2 separate regions of the Homo sapiens genome follow, and region 1 is linked to region 2. A link is a loop called in an ENCODE intact Hi-C map of the cell type or tissue named here. Cell type or tissue: IMR-90. All regions are shown on one strand. Each heading gives the region's core, and the rest is flanking DNA. Links, peaks and the distances in the headings are about the cores only. Region 1 holds the start of LOC105377873 (a long non-coding RNA gene). Region 2 overlaps LINC02542 (long intergenic non-protein coding RNA 2542).

Region 1 (11,019 bases), core at 1,958-9,957, 130 kb before region 2:
TCAAAAATAAAAGTATGTGGCCCGACAACTAATATGCTTATAAGGACAAAGGGGCAGTCTATTTGAAATCTCTTCACGTCTTCAGAAATCTGAGATGTATGGTGTTCTTCCATCCATTGTATAGAATTATGCTTCTTTCTTCAGTTCATTCCCATAAAAGCCTCCCTGACAGCAACATTTCTTATTGTCTATTGGCTATTAAGTTACAGCAGAAATTAAATATGGGGAATTCATTCAATATTCACACACCCACAGATATTCTTCCACTTAAAATTAAAGGCTTTTGCATACCTAGTTGAAAGCTGACCATAATGTTAATTTTGTAAAACTGAAATGTAAATTATTCTCCCTAAGCCTATGGACAAATGTAGTATCTCACTGAAAAACATTGTGGCCTTCTCAAACACAGAACCCTCCTGATGCCACTTTGTGTTTTTTAAAAATCAGTTTGGGCTAATAAATGCCCATAAAATATTTTAATATATTTAATTGCTCTAGGAAATTAAATTGAACTTTAATTACAATTAAGTAGAAGATATCAAATATAATGCCATTAGACCATGAGTTGGTTCAGCATCTGTGTTTGATTACATTACCCAAACACATGAAACAGTCAAGTTTCTAAGCTGGTCAACCCCTGCAGGCAGTGACCTGCTGTTTCTTGCCAGTTGAAGTCTGTTTCTGTGTTATTGCTCTTACTGTCAGTAGATGATCCTCACAGTTCCATAAATGCTATTTAACTCTCTATGGTTTCCTATATTTCTTATCTGCTTCATTGTTCTAGAAAAAGATATTCTTTAAAAAAAAAAAAGAAAGGAAGAGGAAGAAAAAGAATGAAAGAGACAGAGGCAGGCATTTGTTGCAGAACTTCACAAACTATGACTAGTCAGGATTTAGGTAATAGTTCAAACCCAAGCCCCAAAATAGCCAGTTCATTTTGTTTATAATAAATTGCAAATCAAAGCAACCTGGTCTGAGGAAGAAAATGGCTTTGTTCCAATGATCTAGAGGCACTAGAGATCAGCTGTCCATGATCCTTTAACCTACGGCAAGGCCATCTTAGTTAAGGCCACATCTTCCTCATTATTTGTTTCTTGGGAAAAGTCAGTGGCTGACGTGGAAACAGCTGAGTGCGTTATTCTAAAATTAAGTGATTAAATCACGAGGCTGAGAATAGGATGCAGGAAACCTGGGGATGGATTTTTTTTCTCATTCTTGAAATTGATTCTTGCTATGAGAACTTATAACAATTAGTCCCATTAAAAGCAGCCCATACTTAATTTCAAGTGGCCACAGTAAACTCTTCAAGGTTGAGACTTGGAGGAAAAAAAAGTAAAAATACTTAGCACAAATCATTACTGAGGAATTAAAAGGAATCAGAAAGATGGGAATCATTGGGAACAGCACTCACAGTACATGTTAGAGCTTTGAAGAAACACTCCCCTAGTGCTTAGCTGAGAAGGGATAAGCCCAAGATTGTGACAGAAGGCCAGGCTGGAAAAACAGAATGGCCGGTATTAGATGAATGTAAATATGTAAATATGCCTTAGAGTATGCCTTAGAGCATGCTAAATGTGCCTTGAAACATGTAAAGTATGCCTTAGAGAATGCCTGGTCCTTTGTAGGCACTCAGGCCAGCTAACTCATCTGCAGGAGCTGGATAGAATGTAATGCTTAGGCATGGAGACCAGCAAAGGCAGAAGAAGGGGCAAAACCCAGGTTGCTCTCCTTCTAGGCATCAGGCCCATGGGAGTTCAAAGATGTTCTCAATCTTACACTGTGGGAGTTATCTCTCAGGGCATCCAGTTTGAGCCTAAGGCAAATTTGGCTGATTCCAAGTTCTACCTGAACTCAAAAACAACTATTATAATATATCCTGCATCTCCATCCTGCAACTGGTGGCTAGTGAGGAGTGATACCATGTGAAAATATCTGTTTGTAGATTTGGAACTGCTGCGGCAGAAATAGGGACTTTTAGTCTCTAGGACAAAGAAGCTTGCAGGTCCCCTTCAACAGTACTGCCCTTGTACAAAGCCAGAAAATTATCTGTGATCTTTATAGCACAGGAAGGACCTCCAAGCTAGAGAAGGGATGGTTCAAGGATGGAAACATCTTTCTTATTAAAACACCACATAAAATTCTGTGAGTTCTGAATCAAGAAAGAACCTCCAGCTGGTGGGAGCTGACCCCACCAGCAACCTCTGACTCTTTTCTATGAACACTGCCTTTCTCTAGAGTTCTGTCACTCTGATTACCACTGTCACCCCGAATTCTGGAACTCAGCAGACTTTTAAAATTATTCATCTGCAGTCAATTAAGCCAGCTGTACTCCTTTCCTCACAGGGGCTCGGTGTAATGGCTGCAAACAACAGCCTCCTTTGTTGTATACACAGCTTGTTTCTTGTATGGGTTGCTCTAAAGAACATAGGAGACAGCCGTTTCCAATGTATGTTTATGCCTCTGACCTTTGACCTTGCACTGTTCCCATTGTAGGCTCCAGACAGGTGTGCAGGGTATCTCTAGAAAGCCCCAGGGTACCATGGCCAGAATTTACATTGGTAAGTCATCATGTCCATCCATACCAAGGTGCAGAACAAGGAGCATGTGACTGAGTCCCTACACAGGGCCAAGTTCAAGTTGCTTGGCCACATCACAAAGAAATGGGGCTCTATCAAGTTTAATGCAGATGAATCTGAAGACATGGTAGTTGAGAAGTGTCTTATCTCAGATGGCTGTGGGGTCAAATGCATCCCCAGTCATGGCTCCGCAACAAGTGTCAGGCCTTGCACTCAGGAAGGCTTCCACTGTTCTGCTGTCTCTTAGGCTCACCAATACTTTCTGACAAAGAAAAAAAAATGTTAGCATATGTTTAACCAAACCCTTTCTTTCCTTCATCCTTCTTATCAAAGTAGAGGCATGTAGAATTTTCCAAATTAATGTAATTCGGTATTACACAAAAATGAAAAGGCAGGCATTACAGGCAAGCTACATTGCGTAAAGTCACAATTCCAAAGTTTTAAGTCCTTGATCCTAAGATGAACATATCCAGCCCTAAAAGACTTCACTATCTCTTGCTGTGAGTCCTCCACCCACCCCCATCCTGCCTGTTATTTGGTCAGTTTTCTAGCTGTCATATTTTCTTTCCATCTTTCCAAGTGTGGTAAGTGTTCAAACAATGGGTTGAAATAAAAAATAAGAAGGAATGATCCACTGTAACTGGGATGGTTAAAAAAGGTGTCTTTGTAGAGAAAAGACCAGACTAAAGAGTAAACACCAGCCAGTCATGAGAAGTTGAGAAAAGAGTGTTCCTGGCAGAGGGAGCAACTTGTACCTGGGCAGGCAAGAATCTCTTGTACTGGAGGAACTCAAATGTGTTCTATGGAACCAGAGCATGCAGAGGAAGGGAGAGATGGCATGAGATTAGGCTGAACAGAATGTCAAAGTTCAGATCATGTAGGTTGTGGTGAGGAGTTTGAAAGATTTTAGATTTTTTGTGTAAGTGTTAGAAGCTATTGAAGGCTTTGAGCAGGAGAGTTGCATGACTGGATTTATCTTTTGAGATCCTTTTTGCTGCTGTATGGGGAATTCATGAGGGAAAAATAGAAGAGAAATGGGTTAATAGACTGCTGCAGATATCTGGGCAAATGATGATACTATCTTAGATTACTGCTATTCAAACTGTAGGTCACAACCCATCAGGGTTATATAGTCATTTTAGTGTTTTTTTTTGTGTAATGTAAGATATAATTACCTTTCTTAGAAAATATCATCTTTTTTTTTTTTTTAAATTTTAAAGCTGGGTGTCCTGGGGGAGACATCACATGTCAGCAGGTTCCGTGATGTCCCCTGAGCTGAAAAACCAGCAAGTTTTTATTAGGGATTTTCAAAAGGGGAGGGAGTGTATGAATAGGGTGTGGGTCACAGAGATCACATGCTTCACAAGGTAATAGAATATCACAAGGCAAATGTAGGCAGGGCGAGATCACAGGACCACAGGACCAGGGCGAAATTAAAATTGCTAATGAAGTTTCGGGCTCCAGTACATATAAAGAGACTTATTAAGAAAAGATCATCTTAATAAGTCTCTTTATATGTACTGGAGCACATTGGATTTAAAATTTTGGGATATGCTTTTAACCCGATGAGAAAATAGGTTAATAATAAATTGTCACTGAAAATCAGAAATGTGACTTGGAAAGAAAAGGTACATGTCATGGGCAATTACAGATGCAGAAATCCTTTAATTATAAAGCATGCCCTTACCTGAGGAACTTTATACTATGCTGACATGAGGCTACATCTAATAATAAGCCTTTTCATTTTACACACACAAACACACACCCACGATCTATGAACATGTTAAGACCCATATGTTCAAACAACCCATTTACAAATTGCTAGATGGGACCAGCATGAGCGCCTTACTCCCTTCACCAAATGAAGAAAGCAATTTTGTTATTTCATCACCTTTCTTCTTCCTGGAGTCCTGACAGCATCAGTTATAACAGCATGCCTCTTTTCCCTCATTTTATCAAACACCAGTCTTGCATTTGAGTAGGTGACAAACAAAGATGGCAGCTGTATTTTCCTAGTAGAATCTTAGAGCTCTTCAGAGTCACAAGAATGAGCCTCTAATGGCAGAAAATTAAATCCTAGAGGAAATAACACTAATGGCTACTTAAGATATCTTCCCCCATTGCTTCTCAATCCAGACCACTTAGGTAACTGCATATGTTGTTGTCCATGCATTTTGATAGAGCCATCCAGAGAACCACTCCTGACCTGAGTAGTTGTGCTGCTGACTCTACTGTAAAGCCATTCCTGTGCCAGATGAACCACAGAATTTCAGCAAGTAAGGAGCTAAAGACAGGGGAGCGTTGTAATCTTCAATCTGTTTCTTCATTCTCAAACCTCACAATGTTGGCTCTTTCTGCAGAATTTCAGTTTGTGTTTTATTCACTGAGGAAGTCTGGTACGTAGAAAAGCTTCCTCTTAGCATAGATAAGGCTAACAGGCTAACAGTTATTTGGGTAAGTAGGATTAATTATCAGGAAGCTGTTGATAGTTAATGGCTGACCTGTAAAAACCTGGTTAGAATGAGGTCAGCTAAAATAATAGGGTCTATTTTAAGTTTGGGTCATATAAGACGTCATTAAGGATCACATTATTTCAGCAAAGAAAATATTGCAGAGAGTTATCCTTTTAAAAGAAAATAGCCTTTCTGCTGGAAAGCTTCCAAACCACACCATTGCAAAACCTAAACACTTCAAACCATTGAATGCTAATGTTTAACTGCCTAGCTCTAGTTGTCTTGCAAACCTTTTCCCCTTTGGTAATTGACTTTTTCTGCAATCCAGGTGTCGTTCGGTGTTTTATCCCAATTTTGTTTCTTATGCTGAAGAAAACATATTTTCATTGCCTAGGGGTTAATTTTTTGAACCCCACATAATGTAGAATATATTCTACTCTGTTGCTTGTGATTAAGAGTAGTAATCAGCATTTTACTAGAGTTGAGGAAAGCAGCAAAGGGAAGGGCTAGCCCAAGGCATAATTGGGAAATGCCTGAAATTTTAAAGCCTTTGCCTCATAATTTGTCATTTAACTATTTTTGTGCCTTAATCTCTTGTTCAGTCACTTAGAGCTGCATGACCCCCTCTAAGCTTCAGTTTCCTCCTGTTGCAGGATTGACTGCACACAGTGCAGTGTGCAGCACATTCCCTGAGGCATAGTAAATGTTCAGAAATTGGTAGGTTATCATCATCATCCTCATCAACATTCCTAAACCTCGGGACTAAGGGATATTTCATATTGACTTATGATGAAATTGTTTGTAAAACATTTGCTTTTAATTTTATTCTCAAAGACTAAAAAACTTACCAAGCCCAAAGGAATGTGCCTCTAGTTCTAGTATTTGAGGCCACCACAGGAGGTGGAGAAGAAATGTGGTAGCGAGTGCGGGAGTCTTCCCTCCTTTGTAGTGCTGACAGCTACCTGTTCATTAGACTGGCCTTGTTGAAAAAAAATGATAATATGAGTCAGGCATGGGGACCAAGACAACATGCGGGACCTGCCCTGCTTACACCAGAGCAAGAGAGCCCATGTCCTGGTCCAGTTCCAAAGCCACTCCCCTGGCAGAACACCTGTCTGGATTCTTCCTCCTCCCTCCTGTCACCAAGATTCAGTGAAGAGTCTAATTAGTTAGTGGATGTTTAAATGCTGTATTGGAGGGGCAGATATAAGATCTGTGGGATCTAAAGATTATATAATTATGGGGGAACTCTTTAAAAGAATACAAAATTATAAGTAATAGATATGTGTGAATATTTAGTTAAGATGAGAAATCACCACAAAGTATACATATAAACAGCTAACAAATACCACAAACATAAAAAATCCAGAAAAATATTTATTAATTAAATCCCTGATTCATCCTACACTTTTTTTCTACTTTTTTCTTCTTGATTGCATACTCTTTGATTGCACCCCTATGTATGGTAGAAGAGGATTTCTGACTTTTCTGACTTAACACAGCATTGATGAGATTCAAAACCTTTGCTTACAATTTTTTTGTTATGATGATTTGAAAAATGTTCAAGTCTTCTTTCTCTTCTACTGCCCACATACTTCTGGCACAGCACAGCATGCTCATATAGTATTACAACCACTGTGTCTTCATTCTGTGATTGCAGATGAGTGGGAAGAGGGTTTCTGAAAGTATTCCTGCACATGGACAGGTAGCAATAATAATTACTATACCTGAAAATGACTGCAAACCACATAAATCCATCTCCCTAAACCCAAATAGAGGGACTCCCAATTTAATTTCCCATTAGCCAAATCTCAAAAATGTCCACAGCTAGTCTGGGACTATCCAACATGAAAAGGCATGGAAAATAATTCATATGAAAAGAGATTGCAGTCTTTTTTTTTTTAGAAGGTCTCACTGTCACCAGGCTGGAGTACAGTGGTGTGATCATAGCTCACTGTAACCTTGAACTCCTGGGCTGAAGCAATTATACTCCTGCCTAAGCCTCCCAAGTAGCTGGGATAACAATTGTGAGCCACCACACTCAGCCTAAACTGCAGTCTTAATCGTGGCTAAAATGTTTTGCTCTTTCAAATATTAGAAAAGCATATGCCCAAGCAAGTGAGAGTCCCTGAAGATGTAAACTTCTTTCGCTTCACAGAAAATCTACCTCTGCACAGAGGAATTAGCCCCATAGGATCCTGAGGATGAAGGTGAGTTCCTGCCCTCCCATGCTTACAGAAAGAGCTATTTTAGGCAGAAGCACTGTATACTATAAGAACTTATATAACAAAAATAATATCAGCATTATTACTGAAGTCCATTTTGTCCAAGCATGAAGCAATCTCAGGCAGAAATCACAATATCAGGCTCTTTGGAGAATGGAGAAGAAACTGGAACTGTCCACATCTTGAACTATGAAGAACCTGGTTCTTTCCTGTCCCCTCCCTCAGCTCTGCCCAAAGTGACCTGAAGAAGCAATTGTCTTTAATCTTATCTAGTTCAATAATTTTAATTGATTCTCTGAATCCAAACTCTACTCTGTCACTAACTAGCTGTGTGAGCTGGGACAAATTAGCCTAAGCGTTTGTATTCTCATACATAAAATGGCAAAAATATTTTATTTGCATAACTGTGAAAAAGATTAAATGGATAGTGTATGTACATTACCTGGCACCTAGTAGATAACTAAGATATTGTAGCCATTTTATTATTGTTCACATTTCAAGTGATAACTATAAGGGAGGAACTAGAAAGGGAATATTGAACAGCCAGGACTCCAGATTACCAAACACAGCATGGAAGATCAAACTCCATAAATGCTAAAAGGGATTATTTCAGTTTCAACTTTTTTACTTGCTCCCAGAGCCCAATGGCAACACAATGAAAGTGGCCGTGGCAACATGACAGCCACAGTACTCTATGAACAGAGTGTATCAATAAACATGATGCTTTTAGGAGGCCACAAGAATTCCTGTCTGGCTCAGGTGTTCCTCCTGGTGTAGGATCTATCTCTGACGTTGCATGAGATTTGGGAAATTTTCTTGTCTCAGATTTTGATAGTTTGATATTTGAACAGAAAACAGCAAGTTGCCCCTGGTAATGGTTGCAAGTGACTGGCACTAAGCACCTGGCAGGTAGTAATGACTCTGTAAAAGATTTCTGAATTCATCTAAAGTGATCTGTCCTCAGAGGCCCTGTACACTGCTGCCTGGGCAAGGCACAGGCTCTGAGTAACCTGAGACATCAGGCAATTTGAGGCATCAGAGCATTGTCATTAGTATTGGCTCTGAAGTCAGATCAGGCCCGGCCCCAAATTCCAGCTCTAGCATTTACCATATTTACAACCTTGGGCAAGCTGCTTAAATCATCTGTGACTCAGTTCCTTCATTATAAAGCAAGGATAATAAAGTATCTACCTAATAAGGTTTTAGTGAGTATTAAATGAGGTAACATTTCTGAAGGGCTTTAGAACAGTGCCTAAAGCCCTTCATTGCAAGTGCTCAGTAATGGCTAGCTCTAATGTTAAAGGGGAAAGCTGGTAGGGATGTCCAGCAGGTGTTTGGTTATGTGGATCTGGCACTCAGAAAAAAAAGATAGTAATTAAAGCCACAGGTTTTATATTTTCTAGTTTTATTCCTTTCTTGTGGTGCCTGTAACAAGTTACCACAAACTTGGGTTGAAAATAACAGATTATTTTCTTACAGTTCTGGAGGCCAAAAGCCCAAAATCGGTATCATGGGGCCAAAATCATGGTGTTGGCAAGCACCCTCCCTCTGGAGATGTTAGGGGAGATTCCATTTCTTGCCTCTTCCAGTTTCTGGTGGCTGATGGCATTTCTTGAATCATGACAGCATTGTTGCAATCACTGCCTCTGTGGTTACATTGCCTTCTCCCCTCCTGTCTGTATCAAATCTCCCTCACTCTTCTTCTTATAAAGACACTGAATCATGGCATTCAGGGCCTACCTGGATAACCCAGGATAATGCAGAGTAATCCCTCCATCTGAAGAGCATTAACTTAATTACAAAGATGCCCACCCCAGCAAATAAACTAGCATCTATAGATTCCAAGGATTAGGATCTGATATCATTGGAAGCCACTTAATCAGTCTACTATACTAATTAATACACGATACTGCAAGACATAGGTGAAGATGAAATTATGTGAAGAGAAGACTAAATACAGAACACCGAACCATAAACACATAACAGGGAAGCAAAGAAGAGATACCACAGGGAAATGAGAAGGAAAGGGGGGCTAGAGGAGAAGATGAGGTGAAAGGGGGTTGTCTGAGACTTCAAGGACGTAGTTTCACAAAGGATGGCATCCTGGAAACACTTCAAAGAATCAAGGTAGGGGGCTGAGGAGGGATTATGGGGTTTGACTATTAAGAAGAACATCAGTAAATTTAGCCACAGTGAATGTATTGGCATGGGAGAAAGAGAGCAAATTGTGATAGATTGAGGATGGAGTCACTTACCTCTGTGATACACTTTGTACATAGGCATAGTTGTAAGAGGAAAATGGTGCAGACATTCATCTTGACAAGCCACCCTCTGAGACCTTACTCTCAACTGTGTTTTCTTTGGATTCCCAACAATAAAATCCCGTGAAAGGCCCTGAACTTGCCAAGGTGGACATGATCTATGATTAGAAGAGGAAGGCACTGCCTCCTTCCCATAGAAATATGTTTGCTCTCCAGCTCCTGAGAGAGGTCAATGAAAAAGTTATATTTATCTTCATGATTTACTCAGCCCACCCTCTCTCTCAAAGGTATTATTAATGCCTAGACTAGTCAAGTGGTGATGTTTCTAATCATTATACTCTTTTACCCTTTTTCAGTATCTTAAAAAAGGACTCTAAATATTGAAGTAGTTTACATTTTTTCTAATAGTGAAACATTATTAGTCACTCAAAAATTATTATAGAAAATAAACCATGTGCTAGAAAGTATATTAGAGATAATATGAAATTAAAATATTAATAGCTAATATTTAAGTATCTTGTATGGGACAGGCACTGATCTAAGTGCTTTGTATATCAATTTATTTCAAAAATTTGGTGACAGAGGAGGTACTAATATTACACTGTTATTATCATCCCAACTTTATAGAAGAGTGAACAGAGGTGCAAAGATAAGGGAAAAACACACAGCTAGGAATCAGGAAGCAAGGATTAACTCAGCAGTCACTCTCTGGGCCTATTCTAACCACTGTGGCATTCATTTTTACAGCATTTGCAAGAAGACATCTCTAACATACTCTTTTTAGGCAGAAGCATACAAATAAGCATTATTTTAAAGTGACTTGACAAAAACCAGTTTTTGCATTTAAAAAATCTTGTAATACTGGAAATATTTGTTACTCAGAACATATTGACTGAGTACCTAGTAATTTACTAGGCACTCTTCTAGAAACTGAACTTTCAAAAATGAACAAAATGGACACAAACTCCTGCCCTCATGTTCAAATAAGGCATCTCCATCTTTAAATGTCATGCAATAATAACACCACCACCATACTTGCAGAGCCAAGAAGAAGCCAACTCTTCCCTCACTGTATAAGAGAACAGCATTGAATCATTACAAGCAAAATTACAGCAGAAACTACTGTTACTGACTATTGACATCATGCTTCTGGGGGAATGCTGGCCTTAATACCTAGGTGGTGAGTTGACAGGTGTAGCAAACCACCATGGCACATGTTTACCTGTGTGACAAACCTGCATATCCTACATGTGTATCCTAGAATTTAAAGTAAAATAAAATAATAAAATAAAAATTTTAAAAAGAAATTACAGAAAAAAATGGAAAATCGTATATGGAGGATCTTTTTCTTGAAGCTCACTGACCTTTCGAGCATCTAAATCAATAATCCTGGTTCGAAGAAGCACTGTTTTCTTGATATTAAACAAAGTGTGTGACATTTCTGGGTCTGTTCCCTGAAAATGGTATTGCCTGAAAAAATACTAAAATTAAATAAATAAGTAAT
Region 2 (11,019 bases), core at 1,480-9,479:
GGAGTGAGAAGTGGTTGAAAGAGAGATCACTAACCAAGGACAAATATCGGGGTTGAATTGATATGAGAAGTGCACATCCTAAGGACTGAAAGTTTTAAGTAGTGATAGTTGGAGAGACTAGTATGTTGTCAACAAAGAGGAACATGGATTTTGCTCTGCTCGGCAAGGGCCCAACTAATTTTAGGGAACCTGAATGTGCAATTGACTAAGTTAACAAATCCTATAAAACTATCCAGCAATGCAAAGTGACCTGGGAAGATTAAGGCCTTGAGCATGTCCTGGGGCTGGAGATTAGTTAGACAGAATGAACATTTACGAATCCTCATAAATAAATAATTATATTGGAGCTGCCCATCTTAAACTTCCTTCATCCAAAGATGAATTATGTAATAGCTTGACCTGGAATAAAGGTCAAAAGCTGATTTTAAGGGAAGAAGAGTGGCAGAGTAGAGCTAGACAGATCAGAGATCTAGGAAAGAAACAAAAGTAAACAAACATTTCAGAATACTGACCATCAGAGGTTGGTCACTGTTAGTCTTGAACACATAGAAGATCCTATAATATAAATTGAGATACCTAGAAATATCATAAAAATATGAAACATGATAATGCTGGAAGACTGTCTGTTTTGTTCACAGATCTATCTCTAGAGCAGTGGTGGTGCCCAGCAGATTTAAATAAATATCTGTTAAATTAATGATTGAATTTATTTGTAATATTTGACAGAAACATCTAGATGAAGGAACAAAATTACTGTAAAAAAAATCCAGAGGAAAAACTTATTTCTTTAGCTTTAATTTTCAAAAGTAATGTAAGGAACTTGCTTAGAAATGAAGGTCTGGTACAGGGAAAGGGTCCAAAAGGAAAAGACTTTTTGTAATAGTAATACACAGAATGTGAATAGCATTGCACAGCCCACAGTTTATCGACACATCTTCCCTGGTCTGTTACGTCAATGCACAGAACTGAGTATATTTAATTTGAAAGGCACAGAACAAACCAGAATATCTTCCTCTACAGCATAATGTGTGTCATACAGACTTTGGCTTTAATCCTTAGCTTTGTATTTGAGCATACGAGGCCTGTTAGGAGACATTTGACCACACACGGTCAAACAATAGCTTAACCGTTTCAATACTATCCAAATATTAGTATCAACATAATAGTAATCTGCATTTCTTTAACCCATTACATTTACAAATATTCTTCATTTCTGTTAACTCATTTGCTGGATGGAATAACTCACTCTATATAGGCAAGACAGAGATACTTCACAGATGAGTAACTGAATTGCAGGGAGCTGACAGGATTTACTGTGACCACCTGATTAGAGGCAGAGCTGGAACCAAAATTTAGTGTGCCCAACCCAAACCAGCATTCTTTCCAGTACCCCATACAGACACATCTCAAACCACAGTTGAGTCACATTTGAGAACATGGCTACAGCCCATGGTGCATAAGCTTTCAGTCTGGTGGTTTAAACGCCACTTGGCTTCAGTACAGAGCTTCAGCCTAATGACCTAGTGCCGAGTTTCAGAATGCATTGTGAAAATCTGGGTAAGAATCCTAAGACAAATGTTGCCCTCTTCCAGAACAGTAGGCACTGGCATCCCTCAGTGTGCATTTTGTTCAGGGAAAGTAATTGCTCTGAGGTCAAGACAGAGCATCTTAGCCATAGATTTCTACCAGCTTACTTTCATGGCACTGATTCTGGGTGAGATCACTGGGAGACACCAAGACACCAAGCAATTCAGCCTTTAGATGAACAACATAAAAAAAAAATGCAAGTAGCCACTCCAGAATCACTTTATAAGGGACTTTAAAGAATACTATGAAACAAAAATAAATCCATTGCTCCATCTTTTTGTTACGTATTTCAGAAAATGAATTTGATGTGGTTTTATGAAGGAAAGCACACTTTACCTGACATCAGAAAGTTTGCTTTTTTGTCCCTCTATGCCAGCTGTGAGACTTTGATCAAGCCACCTGCTTCTCCTGAGCTTCAGTTTTCTTATAAATTTTTTTTAAAAAAAGATCTTTTTCAATTCTATAATATCATCATTTGGGTATTTTAAATAGTACTGAGTTTCGATTGAGATATATTTTAAAACTTGAACCCTGAAAATATCTAAAACAAAAAATAAATTATAGAAACATTGAATCATGTTAATATCTGTCAAAACTGAAGGATAGTAGAAATATGTTTGGAGCTAACGAATTTTCATATATTTTTTTGTTTCCACTCTGAGGTTTCTTGAGTCCTTATTCATTTGCCCAAGAAAGCTTAATTTAGAATTGGCCTGACTCCGAGTCTTTAGGATTGGTTAGGATAGTCCTAAGTGCTACTTAAATGCCACCTTCTATTTCCTGGGCAAGAGTGCCCGGGCTGGCACAACCCCACAGCCCAGCAGGGCAGCAGTGGTTGTGGTAGGCGCTGCAGAGGGGTTGCTGTTTCAGCCCCTGAAATTAGTGCCTAGAGAGCTGGAAATTCCAGTAGTCTCTGATCAGAAGGTCCGGAACTGGAAATAACAGGAGTGAGAAGTTCATAAAAGAGAAGGCTACAATCCCAAGGGAAATTTGCACAAGAGCCCACCACTGCACACCACTTTCAGCAGAAAAGAATTCAACGCCACTCCTCCCTGGCTTTCTACCTTCAGACCTGTCTTCTCCTGGCTAATATTAGTATTAAATAACGTGGCACCTGTGTCTAGATCTACTCAGTGAGAACAACAAGGTCCTCACCCCACCCTGCCTGCTTCTCTTCAATCCTCCTATTTCCTCTTCCTTACCTTCTTTCTGTTTTTTGTCACCTATTCTTCTTTCTGACTGTAATTCCTCTACCCTAGCAACTTCTCACATGGTTTTTGAAATGTCAGGCAGGGCATAAACAACAAACAACATGGCCATACTGAATCTTTAGTGTCCACATTGCCAGAGTAGGGAATATGAATTTTTATAGCAGTTGTTAGTGTCCCACTCCCAAATAAGACTCCAGATACATCCTATACCTGAGCAGGTAGAGGAGCCAGGTAGAGAGGTTCAACCTTTTATAAGCCCCATGAGACTTCTCTCCAGGCTCCAACCTCTCATTGAATGAAAATTAAATGACTTTTAAAAGTATAATTTTCAAATTTAAAAAAGAGAATATATGACTCATGGTATCTAATACATGTCAGTACCAATAGTCAGTTTTTCAAGTACCTTTTCTTTTTGGAAGTCAGATAAATATAAATCTCTAAATTGATATTAAAAACTGACATACCACCAACTGTGTCTGGAAACTAGCAGCTAGTGATTCCTGATAATGAGGCCAGAAGCTGGTATCAATACGGCAATGTGGGAGACACTGCAAGTCTGATTGCTCAGCCATTTAACTGACGAATAAGAGGAAGACCTCAAGTTATCTACACCAAGATAAAGAGCTTGGGGAGAAGATTAACCAGAGTCAGTGCTTGAGAAAAGGAACATCAGTTAACTGAGCTTCTTAACTGTTTTGAGAATGTTGCTACTAAGCAAAAAACAGTGACAGGCACGGTAGATACATTCTTACCAGTCTTCAAGCAGTGCCTCTACCTTCATAAAGTAGGATAATCTATAATGATTTAAATGGTAATAAGAAACTAGGTAAATATTTTAGAGTCCCCAGTCATACATCTTATACTCCAGCCATATCAAATGTCTTACTTTCTTTAAACCAGCCTAGCCTATTTATGGCCACTAAGGGTTTGAATGCTGTTACCTTCCCTATCTGAAATGTCTTCTCCTCTCCAGGGTATGGAGCACTGTTACCCAGTCTTCAAAACCAGCTCAAAAAAAAATTTTTTTTTTCTAGAAGATATCCCTTAGCCAAGTTAGGAATTTTTTCATGGGGGAGGAGGTGTCTCACAAAATTGATTTCTTTCCTCTTAGAGAATTCATCACATTATATCATAACTAAGTGAGCACATGTCACCTCTCCCCATTCCCACCACTTACCTCCCCCCAGAACTTAAGTTTAACTGGGGCAGGAGCCGTGTCTTAGTTCTCTGTTTGTCCCTAGAATAGGTCTGAAAGGTAGTAAGCTCTCAATAGGTATTGAAGAATGAGTTGAGAACGCAGCTGAAGGCAGGTTAGTGATGGGATTGGAGACAGCAGAGGTCCTGTTGGTAAATTCACCAAAGTTCATAGAGCAGGAAGGCCTTAGGAAAGCTCTCATCTCTTCACAGCATATTAAGTGATACCTAAGATATAAGTAAGCTGTATGTTTGTGGCTGTGAAGTTTTGAAGACTATTGTATTCAGCATAATGGAAAGAACTTTCTATAATTTCTTAGAAAAACAAAGGCAAGGAAACAATTCCTGAACAAACTAACAAAAAGAAACAAGTTTACTGTGTGAAGTCTCAGATAAGAATGAATCTCCATCAGTGGATTCTGGGTGAATTTAAACTTCCAAGTTTCCAACATACAGGAATAAAATATTTAGAAGACAGAAAAAGTTATAACTGTAAAATGGAGTAGTGATAAGTACCTCACAAACATGAAAGAATTATAATCTCTATTTTCTGTCTTTTTAAAGAAAGTGTGCATATGCCTCTATCTTGTATAATTAAAATCTCTATTTTCTGTCTTTTTAAAGAAAGTGTGCATATGCCTCTACCTTGTATAATTAATGTAATGATATGAAAAGCTACCACTTCTAACTTCTCGTAGTTGACAAGATGAGGAGGCATCCAGAGGGCTGGAAAAAGCTCATGGTTACCTCACAGATTCTGGGAACAGAGCTCTCTAATCTGTATGACTTCACACACATTGGACTTGAGTCTGAAGAGAAGCCCAAGATAATTTCACAAGAGATGAAATTTCGAATTTTTTTCAGAAGGGAAAGTAAAACATCATCCATGTCTGGCAAGAATGCTGAGGCAGATACAGCATGTGTTTATGAACACGGGAATGATGACTTACGCATGTTTGGAGAAAGAAGAAGTATATTTATTTTTCTTTGCAATCATCTCTATGTATTTTTGAGGTACAGGAACACACATTTGAGAGCCCTGACACAGAAGGGCAGAAAAAAAAGGAAAAAAAGAAAAGAAAAAAGAAAGACAAGACAAGACATCAAAAGGAAAGCAAAACTATACCATGTTGTCCTTGGAGGTGTAAGATGAGAGAATCTGAATGTGAAGAGACCAGTGGACTGAGTTACCCACTGGGAGACATGGGCTTTGCACTCTGTCTGGTTTAGTCATTCTAACTAGTACTGAGGCAGACAGAACTGGAGAGGAAAGACGGCAGGCCTTATATTCATAAACCCACTCTGGGAAGACAGCTGCAAAGGCTGCTGGTTCATCAGAGGACACAGTAAGAGCAGGTTTGGCAGAAGTGGCATTTGTGCTGCTGACAGTTCTGCTGTGCTCTGTGCTTTGCAAGGCTCCGAGGGACGCAGGACAAAAGGGCATTGATGATCTCTTGGCATAGTGTGAATGACAGAAAGTTGCGTGTGGGGCCAACAGGCGGATAGAATGAATGGCATCATTTAGAGCCAGAAGTCAAGCAGAAGGGATAGGGCGGGAACATTTTCATTTCTGTGTTCCATCCACACAGTCCCTAGAATTGTTCCCAACACACTTGGGAACTCGGTCAATATTAATTAGGAAGAAGGCAGAAACATACTTAGAAGCATGAAGTATCATTGAAAAAGACTGAATGTAGGCAGCAAGAGATGGAAAAAAACTTGACAAGGTATACTTACTTTGAAAGTTGGGGTCAAATCCTTAAGCTTTCAACTCATTTGCAAAGCAGAAGCTGAGATTCTTGAATAAATTCTCTGTTTTAAAACCTTAAACAGACAGGATTGAGTCAGTGGCTTCAGCAAGTAACATATTTTCTTTGCTTGTTTGTTTTCTAAAGGAAGAAAAGATAAGGTCCCGAACTTCAGACATTGCTGAAATTCTGTTATTAGTGAATCAGGGGCTTGAAAGGCAAGAAGCTCATTAGTGGCTTCTGTGGAGAAGTCTGGGGCACTCCATGCTAGAAGGAAATGGAAAAGCTGCCAGTTAACAGCAGGAACATCTAAATCATCACACTTAGGAGGAGAACTGGAAAAACAAGACAGTATTTTACCCTCCACAGAAAAATAATAGGGAAAGAAAGCCTTCATTGAGTATATATACGAAATGTCTTAAGTCAGGCTGCTAAATAAACAGCTGCTGTTGATGAAGGCAAGAAGATAAACAGGCATTCTTAATGGCCAGAAGGTTAGAGAGCATCAGCTGTGGGGTAGAGGGCACTTGCCATTCCTGATCACCAAGTCAAACATACCTCAGGCAATACTGACTCAGAAACCAGCATCTGGTTGCCCCTCATTCTGTGGCAAATACTAGGTTCAGTCTATTACAATATCTCATAGCTTGGTGGCCTGGGTCATATCAACCAACCAACTAATATTTTTAAACATTGACCATATGCAAAATACTATGCTCATCACTGCCGGGAGTGTCACGGGGGGGGTGGGGTGGGCGTGGGGCGGGAAGGGGATCACTGATTCATCTTTCCTTTTTTTTTTTTTTTGAGATGGAGTCTCACTCTCTCACTCAGGCTGGAGTGCACTGGCATGATCTCAGCCTCACTGCAACCTCTGCCTCCTGGGTTCAAGCAATTCTCTGCCTCAGCCTCCCAAGTAGCTGGGATTACAGGAGCCTGCCACCACACGAGGCTAATTTTTGTATTTTTAGTAGAGACAGGGTTTCACCACCTTGGCCAGACTGGTCTTGAACTCCAAACCTCATGATCCACCTGCCTCAGCCTCCCAAAGTGCTGGGACCACAGGCGTGAGCCACTGCGCCTGGCCGCATCCTTCCTTTTAAAGCATGTCCCATGTACTTGCAGAAACAGGATCTAAACACAAAAAAGCATACAAGCATTGTGGTTCCCAGAATAGCATCGAATGGCCAAATGATAATAAATATTCCAGGGGTTGAAAGGAGGGCAAGATTGCCAGGATATGAGGTGTTTAATTGAACTGTTCAGAGACCAAAGTACATTTAGGCTGAAAGATTGTCAAGAAAGAAATGCAGTCCAAAGCTTTTCAAAAATGAGAAAATTGAAGGTACCTGAGAAATGTCCATGGTATTACAGTGACTAATAGTTCCTCAGAGGAACTTAGTATTTGAATCACAGTTGCACCATGTATTTCTGGAAAGTTATTTAACCTCTCTGCACTCAGCTCATGAATAAAAGAGGAATAATGATAATAATCCGCACAAACTATTGTGAGAATTGAATCCAATCATTAGCCAACCATGACGTTCTCTCCCTCAGATCCAGACTGAGCCTCAGACCCTTCTCAATACAGAGCCCCAGGCAGCCTCAGCCATTCCTAATTGAATAGAATTTCCAGTGAGATTCAACATACAAACAATATTTAAACAACAATAAATAAACATTGATTTTTCAATAAATCAAGGGGATTTTTACTGCTATTGATGACAAATTCTGTAGACAAATTAAAAGCCACTATTTTTTTAAGTTGTAATCTAACTCCTTTCAGGAACCTAAATTATTTCTTGGTTTGATTCACAGCTTCCAAGTCTCACTAGATCATCGCCATTAGTTGAAACCAATTACACAGGAGGTCTCCACCGTGCCTGACTGTTCTCATAGCGGCTGCTTCAAAATAAAATGTATATTTTCATTTTTAGGTATGACAGGCAGCAGTCTGGTTTAATATTATGAGGTGGCATGTCATGAGGTGGAAGCTGAGCTTGCTTGCCCCACTTCAGTATTTCTTCCAGACAAGGAGGCTGAGATCAATTATAGTCATATACACACCCCGCTGCTGTAGATGCTCCCCCCAACCATGTGGCTGTTTTTCATTTAATGGGCAAAGTAAATCTAAGAGCCACCAAATGTTAAATGTGAGAAGAGATCTTAGAAGTGATTTAGCTCACTCTCCCACCTAACATACAGTTAGTTCCCTGTCACTGAAGACCATGGGCTGAGGCAAGTCAGAAGTTCCCCAGCACCTTCATTCAGCAAGACCAAATTAAAGGCATATTAGTCACATGCAGAAAAGTTGAAGCAGCTGGAGCAGTGGCACCTGGGAAGGAAAGAGAACCCACCTATTCTGTAATCTTCCCTAGCAAGGCCATCAACTGCTTGCTTAAGTCAGTGCAATATTACATTTGTGTCCAATATTGTAGAACTTGGAGAGGCAGGGCTAAAGAAACCCTAATTCTGATAGATCAACAATATCCTACGGAAAAGGAAGGAGAAATGTAAAAACGGTTGAGACTAAACATCCCTGCCTTACATAGTTCAAAGGGCATGTTTGTGGTTTAGGAACAGCCAACTCCAGAAATGGGAAGTTGTTGGGATGAAAGCCAGCGTGGAGATGGCTCCCTCTAGACTGTTTAATGGGAAGATTATGTGGTGTGTCCAGCTTCATAATGGAGGGAATCTAAGGGGCTTGTCGATGAAGTGCTGATTGAAGTACTCACCTGCACACCATTATTTATCTCCTTTGATTTGCCAAAGTATAAATAATCAAAATGATACATAAATTTAATTGCTGGTGTTGTGTAGTTATTTTTGAGGAACAGCCACAAATCTGAGATCTGGTATTTAACAAACAACTCAGGCTACCTACTCAGACTAAACACATAGTGTGTTTTCCAGGCTGTAATTTTATAAAAACAAAATGTCTTTAGAGAGAGAACAAGCTAGTACTATTACTTTAAAAATCACTTTAGGAAAAGTTTCCTTACTAAACTAAAATAAAACATAGACAATGTAATCCATTTTTCTGCCTGGTCCTGATCCACCCTGTTATGCCTTGTTATTACCTTCATTTCATTGACATCCCACACAAATGTCTTCTCTCTGACAGGCTCAGGGAGCAGATAAAATCATCTCTCTTATGGTGGGGCTTTGTTTCTCTAAGAGCAGAAGTTTGTAGACATTTCAGTTCTGGACCTTTTCATACCCTTAAAAATTACTCAGACTCTACAGACCTTTTGTTATGTGTATTTTGTCTGTTGATGTTTACTGTGGTGAAAATTAAACATTTTTATAAAACTAATGTCACCAAAACAAGATTTAGTAAAAAGGGTGACATTATGTCATATGTTTGCACATCTCTTTATTGTCTGGATTAACAGAAGAGAACTGGGTTCTCATATCTACATCTGCATTTCATCTGTTAGGATGTGTTGTTCTAGTTGAAGTACACTATGTAAAGAACATCTAGCCTCACACAGATATGTAGAAAGAAAAGGGAAAACTATTCTAATAATCTTTTTAGAGAATTATAGATATTCATTCTACCCAAACTCAACAAGTAGTAATTTCTTAAAGATTAGTTGCAATGAGGCATCTGAAACATTACCAACAAACTTTTTGTACTCTATTACACTAAAATCCATTGGTCTATCTTGTATTTTTAAGTGAATCTTTTATCCATGTATGATTTTTATAAGATCATTTTATAAGGTCATTGACATTTGTAATTATACAATATCCAAAAATCACATAGATCTGTGAGGTCACAATCTCATAGAAAAGTCTTAAAGTATTAGGAAGCTTTCAAGCTTATGGTGGTGGACAGAAGTGTATTTTTTCTGTGAGTATTTGGTGGCAAAGACTACAACTGACTACTTGTATAATTTGGAGCCACTGCCTTGATTTGTGCTAAGGCAATGGGAGTTTCATTCACCATAGCTTTTGCCCTATTAGTGCAAATGTAACAAAGGGAAAAATGCAAATAATGTCTTAGTATTGTTATGAAAATAGTTTTAATCTCAAAGACAGACTGGAAACTTCTCAGGGACCCACAGGGGTCCAGGGAACATAGTTAGAGAATTACTGTGTTGGAATTTTTCAACAAATTTTGCAAGCCAAAATAATTAAGTATAAAAAGGAAGAATATCCAAATGGGTAAGAGCCATTAATTTTTTTTCATAAGTACTTTATTATAAAGTCAATAAAAATATCAAAATACAGGAATGCTATGTTCTCAAAATAGAGACCTGCTCCCTTTGACCCATAATTTTTGTCCATAATTCTTGATTACTTGCATTTCTCTGTGCCTCAGATCTTCCAACTGTAAAATGGAAATGATAAAAGCACCTTCACACATTTCTTTTTTTTTTTTCACAATTACAAACTCTTTATTGAGGACATCTGTGAATCATGAGTGTGAAGTTATTTATGATAGTTTTCTGTGATAAAAATATAACCGCACTTTTCCTTCTTATATATTCTGACATCAAAATGCCCTTTAATAGTTTCTTCCTGAAAGATTTTTTAAAATAAACTTAATACTGACAAGGCAAAATTTGAAATGAAATGTGAAGATCCTTAAAATTAACACCTGCTGCATTTTTATCTACAGAAAAAAGGACAAGGATAACATTTGTCCCTTGTACAATATGATTGACTAAATCAGAATGATGAAAGTTACGGCGAAAAAGGTTGTGAATTTATTATCCAGCTTAAGATTTTAATGACAAAATGACATAAAATATTACTTTTGATGTGCCTTGACATTTTCCTTTATTAGAAAATATTTTCAAATAGCTAAGTAACAGCACCATTAGCAAAAATATTGAATTTTGCAGAATATTACTCTCAGTGTCACCTGGCATGGGATGAGACATACTACTCAGTGTGAATTCCTAAGACTGAATGAGGGCTTTGAATTTGAATAAAGGTTCACAAACTTCACAAAAATGTGTCCTTCCTTCTGGCATGAACTTTGAGAAATACTTCTGCCAGTGTTTATACAGTTTTAGGAGGGCTTCGTGGTTTATGAACAGATTAGTCTATTTTCCCCCTAGTGCATGGCTCCCAATTCCACATGTGGAAATGTTTCTCTGAGAGCAGTAATGAGTGAAGCCTGTGCTTCAAGAGTTCCTGCAGTCAGGAATAATCAAAATCTAATAAAGGCAGTCGGTTTGAGAGACACTAGATTTCAAATGTGGTCTTATTTTAGCAAGCTAGAAAATAGGGAGAAAGACTTGGGTTCTTATACTATAAAAATGTTT

The links. A loop is a pair of places that touch in the nucleus more often than their neighbours do. Peaks named below come from ENCODE experiments on the same cell type or tissue, not always from the same donor. Only the 100,000 strongest peaks of a DNase experiment are listed, where the experiment ranks them.
Region 1: a loop joins it to region 2, with 2.8 times the contacts of the local background. A loop is called at or near these places in 31 of 110 quality-filtered maps.

What each region holds. Positions count from the first base shown.
Region 1 is chr6:81,761,720-81,772,738 of GRCh38, forward strand. It overlaps LOC105377873 (a long non-coding RNA gene), which reads right to left and starts at 6,696. Exons shown (of 3, transcript XR_942729.3): 1 at 6,561-6,696; 2 at 5,878-6,008; 3 at 1-2,838. LOC124900219 (small nucleolar RNA SNORA70) reads left to right here and starts at 2,305; the gene lies at 2,305-2,437. In IMR-90, for the core only: no CTCF peak of the experiment used is centred there; DNase peaks (open chromatin) are centred at 4,872 and 5,212; H3K27ac peaks cover 474 bases.
Region 2 is chr6:81,889,684-81,900,702 of GRCh38, forward strand. All of the region lies in intron 3 of LINC02542 (long intergenic non-protein coding RNA 2542), which reads right to left. Among named protein-coding and RNA genes, the nearest start is that of LINC01526, 81 kb to the left of the region's middle. In IMR-90, for the core only: no CTCF peak of the experiment used is centred there; DNase peaks (open chromatin) are centred at 4,828 and 5,948; H3K4me3 peaks cover 431 bases; H3K27ac peaks cover 1,377 bases.